Linked DNA regions of Homo sapiens: region 2 is linked to region 1. A link is an interaction called in ENCODE POLR2A ChIA-PET data of the cell type or tissue named here. Cell type or tissue: Caco-2. All regions are shown on one strand. Each heading gives the region's core, and the rest is flanking DNA. Links, peaks and the distances in the headings are about the cores only. Region 1 overlaps LOC107985675 (a long non-coding RNA gene). Region 2 has its middle 300 kb from the start of PUDP.

What was found. Peaks named below come from ENCODE experiments on the same cell type or tissue, not always from the same donor. Only the 100,000 strongest peaks of a DNase experiment are listed, where the experiment ranks them.
Region 2: POLR2A ChIA-PET joins it to region 1 with 6 read pairs; 2 of 35 experiments call an interaction of 5 or more read pairs at or near these places.

The regions. Positions count from the first base shown.
Region 1 is chrX:7,969,191-7,973,593 of GRCh38, forward strand. All of the region lies in intron 1 of LOC107985675 (a long non-coding RNA gene), which reads left to right. Among named protein-coding and RNA genes, the nearest start is that of PNPLA4, 44 kb to the left of the region's middle. In Caco-2, for the core only: no CTCF peak of the experiment used is centred there; no DNase peak of the experiment used is centred there.
Region 2 is chrX:7,444,643-7,449,045 of GRCh38, forward strand. No RefSeq gene overlaps it. Among named protein-coding and RNA genes, the nearest start is that of PUDP, 300 kb to the left of the region's middle. RefSeq lists an enhancer at 4,288-4,403. In Caco-2, for the core only: no CTCF peak of the experiment used is centred there; a DNase peak (open chromatin) is centred at 2,399.

The DNA of each region.
Region 1 (4,403 bases), core at 247-4,246:
AAACTCCCCTTTTTAAAACCACCAGATCTCATGAGACTTATTCACTATCACGAGAACAGCATGGGAAAGACCTGCCCCCGTGATTCAGTTACCTCCCACTGGGTTCTACCCACAACATGTTGGAATTCAAGATGAGATTTGGGTGGGGACACAGCCAAACCATATTAGAACTAATACCTAGAGTTTATAGGGAACTCAAATCCGCAAGCAAAAAAGCAAATAATCCCATTAAATTGGACAAACTACATGAACAGACATTTCTCAAAAGAAGATATACAAATGGCCAAGAAACATAGGAAAAAATGCTCAACATCACTAATCACCAAGGAAATGAAAATTAAAACTACAATGACATACCACCTTACCCCAGCCAGAATGGCCGTTATTAAAAAATCAAAAAACAATAGCTGTTGGCATGAATGTGGTGGAAATGAAACACTTATATGCTGGTGGTAGCAGTGTAAATCAGTATAGCCTCTATGGAAAACAATATAGAGATTTCTCAGAGAATTAAATGTAGATCTACTATTTGATCCAGTGATCCCACTACTAGGTATCTATACAAAGGAAAAGAGGTCGTTATATAATAAAGAACCCACATACATATGTTTATCGTAGCACAGTGCACAATTATAAAGATATGTAATCAACCTAAGTGCCCACCAACTGATGTGTGGCTAAAGAAAGTGTGTTTTATACACATACACACACACACACCATGGAATACTACTCAGCCATGAAAAAAGAATGAAATAATACCCTTTGCAGCAACTTGGATGGAATTGCAAGCTATTATCCTAAGTGAAGTAACTCGGGAATGGAAAAGCAAATACCACATGTTCTCACTTACAAGTGGGGGCTAAGCTGTGACTATGCAAAAACATACAGAGTAGTACAATAGACATTGGAGACTCAGAAGAGGAGAGAATGGTAGGAGGTAATGAAAAATTACCTGTTAGGTACAATGTATGCTATTTGGGTGATGGATGCACTAAAAGCCTGGACCTCACCACTGTACAATTCATTCATGTAACCAGAAACCACTTGTACCCCCAAAGCTATTGAAATGAAAATAAATAATGGAAGCAAAATACAGCATGCGGCATAAATGCACAGAGCATGTATGTGATGCATTTATATGATTTTAGCCATATTTGTATTTATATGAACTTTTCAATTGATGGTTTGGCATATGAGATTAGGAGGCCTTTAAGGAGAATATACCTGGATTTTGGAGACGTGAGTTCTGTACTTCCTGTGTACTATGAAATTTCTGGACTCAAACCTTTTTTGATTTTGCAGTACACAGCAAAATAGAACTGTCTTTTCTGGGCACATGACAGAAATTAAAAGGAGAAGGGGCTAAGTTCAAAGGAATATAATTAATGTCCTAAAGGGGTTAAAAGCGTAAACTTAATCATTGCATCATCAGGTGACCTGTCAGCATGAGAACATTGCTTAATCTTGTACAAGTTACCTTCAGGAGAAAGTTGGTAATTCTTCCATGATTAGAATTACTTGTCAGGTTCACTTTAAAAATACGTAAATCTGAGTTTTTCCCGGTGACAACCAGCCCAATCAAAGAAAGCATGTGTTAAATAGAATGAAATTGCATTGTAAGTCAATAAGCCCAAATTAGAATAGCACTGTACAACTTCTCTCGGTGTTGCGATCCTAAAGATTTGTTATACAAGTGAAGTTAGGGACAGATCGAAAGACAGAGATCGCACATGTTAAAGAATGGTTGTGATGGAGGTTACTAAAGAGCTAGCTATACTGATAAAATGCATCAGATTGTTTAAACCTAAAATATATGGAAATAAAAATGTTGGAAACAAACATCTCAGTGAAGCTTTCTTCAATGGTTTTGTGTGACTCCATTTAAACAGAGATTACTAAAACCACTATAAACTAGAAAGTACAGAATCTCTAGGTAAAAGCTGAAGAAAGCACTGAAAGGGCATAATTCACATAAATCATGATCTAGGACCATCACTTAAAGAATGTAACAGCATTTTCTTATCACAGGGATTCTTGCCCATTGATGAACACTGAAGCTTTCTGAAGTTGTAACTGTTCTTTCCATTCTTTCTACCCTTTTATCTTGGAATGCAGCCAAGGATACTTGGCATAATGTGTTGCACAGTGACCATTCCACAAATTGTGAAACTGACTTTACAAAAATTATATCAATGAGAAAATTATGACAGTGAAAGAGATCTGAGCTCATCCACTCCCCATCTTACCTTTCCCTTAATTATTCCTGCATTATTGGACCTAGCTGATCCATCAAGGGCAGGGTCTGCAAAATATCTCAAGAATTGATCTTAGGTTTTACAATAGTGGTGTTATCTCCAGGAGCAATTTGGGGAGGTTCAGACACTTGAAGCAAGAGGTTGCATGACTCCTAAACAGTAATTTATAATCTTAAAGCTACTTTGTTAGTCCTACAAAGGCAGACTGGTCCCCAGACAAGAAGGGGTCTATTTGGGTAAGGGCCATTATCAATTTTGTTTCAGAGTTAAATGAGAAACTAAATTTCTTCCCAAGGTTAGTTCGGCCTATGTCCAGGAATGAACAAGGACAGCTTAAAGGTTAGAAGCAGGATGGGGCCAGTTAGGTCTGATTTCTTTCACTGTCATAATTTCCTCAGTTATAATTTTTGCAAAAGCAGTTTCAAATCCACACTTACTTTTATCAGGGAATTTTGTGAAGTCTTGTTCTATGATTTCAAAATACTGTGTTAGCTTTCGACAGCTTGGGAACATACCCATTCTATAAATTATGGCAAACTGTACTTGCTACGGTTTTATATTTTATTATATCACATGATTATCATGACAGTTTGTGGACTTATTTTCCTTTCTTTTGAGATTTCTTGTTAGGACTTGGGTCTTTTGGAATGTCAATTTCAATGATATTTATTGACTGCTTACTAAGCAGGTATTATGTAGAGCAACTAAAATAAGCAAGCATCTAACTTGGAAAGAGCAAAATATAAACCAAATGAAGAAAATGCAATAGGAAAAGGGTGTAAAAATGCACTAAATCTTTTCCTGAACTCTACATTCATTGTCCTTATTTTTCTTTTTCACTGTTTGTATAATACAGGGTATAATTAATTGGAATTTTTGTTTTGTTTTGTTTTGTCCCCATTCCAATTCTGCCCCTGAAACCACCTTTGCAAAATTATCACTGAGACAGTGAAAGAGATCTAACTTAATCGACTCCATCTTGCTTCCAAACTCCAAGCTGTCCTTGTTCATTCCTGGGCTCAGGGTGAACCAACTTTGGGAGAAACTCAGTTTATAGTTTAAACTAAGGATGATAACAACCCTTTCCCAAAGGAGGTCTCCTTCTTGCCTGGGGTCTAGATTGCCTTTGTAGGACTAACATTAGCCACAAGATTAGAAATTGTTTCTTAGGAGTCATGCAGCTGGAGGCTACAAGATTCTGAGCCTCCCTAAACTGCTCCTAAGATCAGTGCCTGAGATATTTTGCAGACCCTGCATGTGACAGATCAGCTGGCACCTCCCAGATCAGTAAACTGGGTCATCTGATCCTGTGCCCCTGACCCAGTAACTGACTCAGTACAAGAGGACGGCTTCAACTCCCTATGATGTCATCCCTCACCAATTAGAGCTCCTGGCTCACTGGCTTCACCCCACCCACCAAGTTCTCCTTAAAGACTCTGCTCCTGGAGTAATAATAAAACTCTGATCTCCTGCACAGCTGGCTCTGTGTGAATTTCTCTTTCTCTATTGCAGTTCCCATCTTGAGAGATCGACTTTGTCTGGGTAGCAGGCAAGGTGAACCTATTGGGAGATTACAAATTTGGGTGCTCATCTGAGATTGCCCTTATGGCTACTTCTGCCCATGGTTTGATACCAGCCTTGGTAAGGTTTCCCTTTTAATGAAAAGAAGCCCCCAAATAATTTCTTTTCTAACAGAGAGCAGCCTGTAAAATTGAGCTGCAGACATAGATAACCAAGCTGGAAGCTTACACGGGTGAATGCCGGCAGCTGTGCTAATAGGAAAAGGCTACCTGGAAGCTAGGCATGTCCAACATGGTGGCTCCATCTTCCCCTTTCCTTGCCAACCACATGTGCAGTAGGGAGCAGACAACATGGCACTCACTAGCCCACTAGAAAACCCATTTGCATAATAAAAAGATTAGCATGGGGCAGCCAGGTTCTTTGCGTGCTATATAAACATCACACCTGGTCCAACCAATCTTTGAGTCCTATGTAAGTTAGACACCGCCTCCTCAAGTCAGTCGTAAAACCCCATGCACTTCACCACAAAATCGAAGACCCACTTGGGTAGCACCCCTCTCTCTCTGCAGGAAAGAGAGTTATTCTGTTTTTCTTTCGCCTATTAAACCTCCACTCTTAAACTTACTC
Region 2 (4,403 bases), core at 147-4,146, 520 kb before region 1:
TCTTTGAGTTTAATTGGAGGGTATTATCACAAACAAGGGGAATGATAATATACGCCTTGTAACTGACTGAGCCCTTATCCTTGAACTTCTAAGTCTCTTCACCCATCCTCTTCCGTGATATGATAGGTAGAGTCCATTGTCTTCCATCCTTGAAAATGTATTTCAAGAGGTCACATGAAAGGGAAAACTCTTTGTTATTCTCTTTTTCTACTCTGAATAGAAAGCACACACAAGCTTAACCTGGAGCCCAGGAAGGCCGAGAGAAGCCTGTTTCTTTGGTTTGTTTCTGGGCTTCTTGCGTTGGCATGTGACCCAGGGCATACAAATAAATCCTTGTGATTCAGTTACTTCACGTGCATAAAGAAAAAACTGCAATAAATATTCTGAATCCATTTTGGATGTTTTACCGCAAACAGCATTCAAACCCACAACTCCCCTTCCCCTTCTGTCACCACAGCCAGGTAAGTAATAAGAATGCCTGGAGGTTGAGGGAGTGAAACTATGCAAGCCACAGCCTGTGTTCAAGAAGGCTCCCTGCAACCTCACACCTTAACCACCATGAAAGCTGAGTCATCTCCTTTCTCTGTGACTGAAGCCATCTTTGTACTAGCTTGGGAGTCTTCCTTGCTCTTCCCAGAAAGCCCCACTGTGTCATAAGCCTTCTCATACATTCTTTATGCATGTAATGTCATCAGTCTTGACCTCTAAAGCAAAGTTTGGATGTGTGCGTGTTTGGAGGGAGGGGTCCATCCCACCTCTGTGGAATGACTACAGTGGGTATTAGGTCCCAGCCCTGAGCAATACCATAAAGAGCCCAATATCATTTTGCAGAACAAGCAGAATTTACTCCTTGGAGCAAAATAATAATGCACTTACCCATCGATATTTGAATGACTGGCTTTTTAATATACTTTCTAATAGCAATATATTTTATTTACTGCTGTGTCCATAGATGCCTTCTACATGGAATTTTCTTTTATCTCCACAGCCCAAAGTGATTCTCTTTGCTATAAACTGCCATAGCATTTTGATTGTCAGTCTCTTACACAACTTATTACGTTATTCCTTTTACTGCAGTTATACTACGGTACTCACAAAATGAGTACATTGCAGAGCTTTGGAGGCAGGGTTGCCTGGTCATCATGGGACAGTGCCTTATACAATCTATGTTCCCTGAATGTATAAATGAATCCATTTTGAGTGCCAATAGCAAAGACAGGAGAAAAGCACAATGCCATTTATTATGCACCAGGTATCTATACCCACGCATTTAAGAGAGTCACAGAAGCTGCCCTTTGCTCTGCCACTTTCCAATAGAACTGGTGTGCAAAACGTTGATTTTGGTTCACTAACCCTGGACAAATGCGCCTTGAATATGGTTTAACCATGTGTCATATAAAAATAGTTACAAGACTTGCTTTTATTTTTACATAGTATGTGTAGACCAGTTTGCCAAGCTCATTGCATGTAATCATTCAAATGCCTATGACGGTGACACTATAAGGTATATCCTATTTTATCCCCATTGTACAGATGTGAAAACTAAGGATCCATGAAGCTAAGGAGCCCGTTGAAGGTGAATGTTGGTAAGCTGGGATGCCAGATATATGAACCCATGTGTTATGGCTTTAGAATTTATGGACAGTTGCTGTGGCTATAGTACTCTGCTGTGTAGAGTTGTGACAGGCAGACCCTAATTCCCTTCTCTTGAGCATAGGCAGGACCTGAGACTTGCTTCTAACCAGCGGAATATAGCAGAAGAGATGTGATGCTTCCTTTGTGATTGTGTTACATAAGGTTGTAACTTTCATATTGCTGGGTGCTTCTCTCCCTCACTGGCACTGGAGAAATCAGCTACCATATTTCAGAGGCCCACATGGCAAGGAAGGGAGGGCCATCTTTGGCCAACAGCCAGCAGGAAACTGAGGCCTTCAGTCCTTCACTTCACAAGGAATTGAATTCTGCCAAAAATGTTGCAAGCTTGGAAGTGGATCCTTCTCCGGTTGAGCCACAGATAAGACCACAGCACTGGCTAACACTTTGATTGCTGGTGGCAGTCTTGTGAGACCCTGAAGCAGAAAATCTACACAAGCCATACCCAGATTCCTGATCCACAGAAACCATGAGATAATAAATGTGGGCTGGTTTAAACCACTAAGTTCATGGTAATTTGTTACACACATATAGATAAGTAATGCAGGTGGGCTAGTATGATTAGAGAGGGAAGACCAGAGAACAGCTTGATTCTCAGAGCCTTTTATCACTGGCAGCTTTATTAATCATTTTTCTTCTCTCTTCCTTCTCAACTCATCTTAGAGTCATGCTCCCTAAATGACCCTGATCATAAGAATAACCTGGAGTGCTTGCGAAATGTACCGAATTCCTACCTTTACGACTCATTGACTTGGTGGGGGAGGAGCCAAGGAGTCTAGAATTTCACCGAGACTTTCATGACATTCTTTTGCTCAGGCAAAGTTGAGAAGCACTGTCATATAGCTAGGGAGTGAATCTTGACCCTGGTTACATTTTAGACTCCCATAGAGTCTGAGGTGCATTGTCTGAGATGAAGCCTGGGGACTGGTATTTTTCTTTCTTTTTTTTTTTTTTTTTTTAAAAATACTCCCCATGTGATTTTAACATGCAGCCAAATTTAAGAACTGCTGATCTTCAGCAAGCCCTAGCAAGAAGATAGCAAATGTCAAGTACTCCATCAAGTAAGCATGCTAGTTATATAATGGGGAAGAGGGATAGAGGCCATTAATGTTCTAAGAGATATGTGCTTTCCCACAAAACTGACCTACTCCAAGCAAGACTGTCAGCTCATCTTTTTACGTTAAAGTGATTTATTCTAAAATGTTCCAAAAAGCACACATAATTGCAGGATGTTTGAGTATAAGATGTTTTTTGAGTATCAAAGTGAATAAAAGCTACCAGTGAATAGAATGGCAGAATTTGGTTTATAATATCTAGATTATTCTAGAAACTTGGGTGGAGGATGTAAAGTGTACATATTGTAATGAGGTTGACTATCTAATTTCTGGGGCCCAGTATAAAATGAAAACGTAGTGCCCCTTTTTCAAAAAAACAGCCCAAAGTGCCATTAAAGGAAAAATAAGTATAAAGCATTTACCTCTCTTCTGCAGTCTCTCACTTGGCTTGTCATGGTGTTTTGTATTTGCTATTTAATGTTGTTCTGAGAAAAGGAAAATTAAAATTTTAAATTATTAGCATGAGTATTACCATTCGTCTTTATATGACGTAATACCAGCTTTAAATGCAAATAGAAGAGCATTTAACTTGTGGACAGAATCACCGAAATTACCTAATTTATGTTTCATGGTGCATACATGCATATGTATTTTGTTCTTACCAGAACAGTGGAAACACTACACAAAACTAAATCAACTGTTTTTATTTTGCTTCTTTCTATGTGCACATTGTACCTCACTATGATTAGTTACTGGTAAGGAAGGACTTAATGGAAAAGGAATTACAGGCTTCCCTTCTTAGTCTTTTATTCTCTGTCATCATTTTTCATCCTAAGGAGTTGGCTCATGCAGGGTAACCCAGGATTTTTTCGTTTTGCATGTTTCTCAGAACGCCTGTGCCTTCTTTCTGAATTTGAAGGAAGTTGTGGTTTCAAGGGAAAGCATGGCCTCGCTTGGCTGTTAGCTTACTCACTTGTAGGTGTCCCATGCTTACATTGTCCTCTTTCTGAATCTCGCTGATCTCCTATGCACTGTGGGTTTACCAGAAGTCTGTGCTCATGGGCCACTGCATATGCTATCCATGAACAGGGCAGTAAGTAAAACCACTTTTGCAAAAATCGTTAGTTATTGGGACCTGAGTTTGGAGAATAACATGTTGGGTAGCGAGAAAGGTATAAATGATGTGCTCATCAAATCATAAGTGAAATCGTAAGTTTTGATTCCCCCTGTTCCTCCTTTATCAAATAATTCTGAAATCAATTCCTAAATTGATATCCATGTAGCATCCCAACATTATGACATACGAGGTATGTTTCTTACAGGCTACGTTAGATGTATCTCTTTTAAGGTTCTCTCAAAGGCTTGGAGAAGGGGTAGACAAAAATATTGCTCATCTATCCTATCCCCTTAGCTTCAGTCCATCTCACCAGAAGGGACAAGTTACTGAGCCAAAGCGTGGGCTGATTTTTAGGGAAAGGACATCAATGTAGGTTGGTAGAGTTAAAAGAAATATTTTCTTTTCCTCTTACCCAATTAAAATTTGAGAAATAGTCTTAGTACTTAGCACAAGTGAATTCACTTTGGAAAACGTGAAGGCATTTTGAGCAACAGCAGTAGACTGCTGCCCTTGTAAGATACATGTTGACTTACCAGGACCACCGGACCTAAGAGGGCAGGCCCAAATTGCCCTTACAT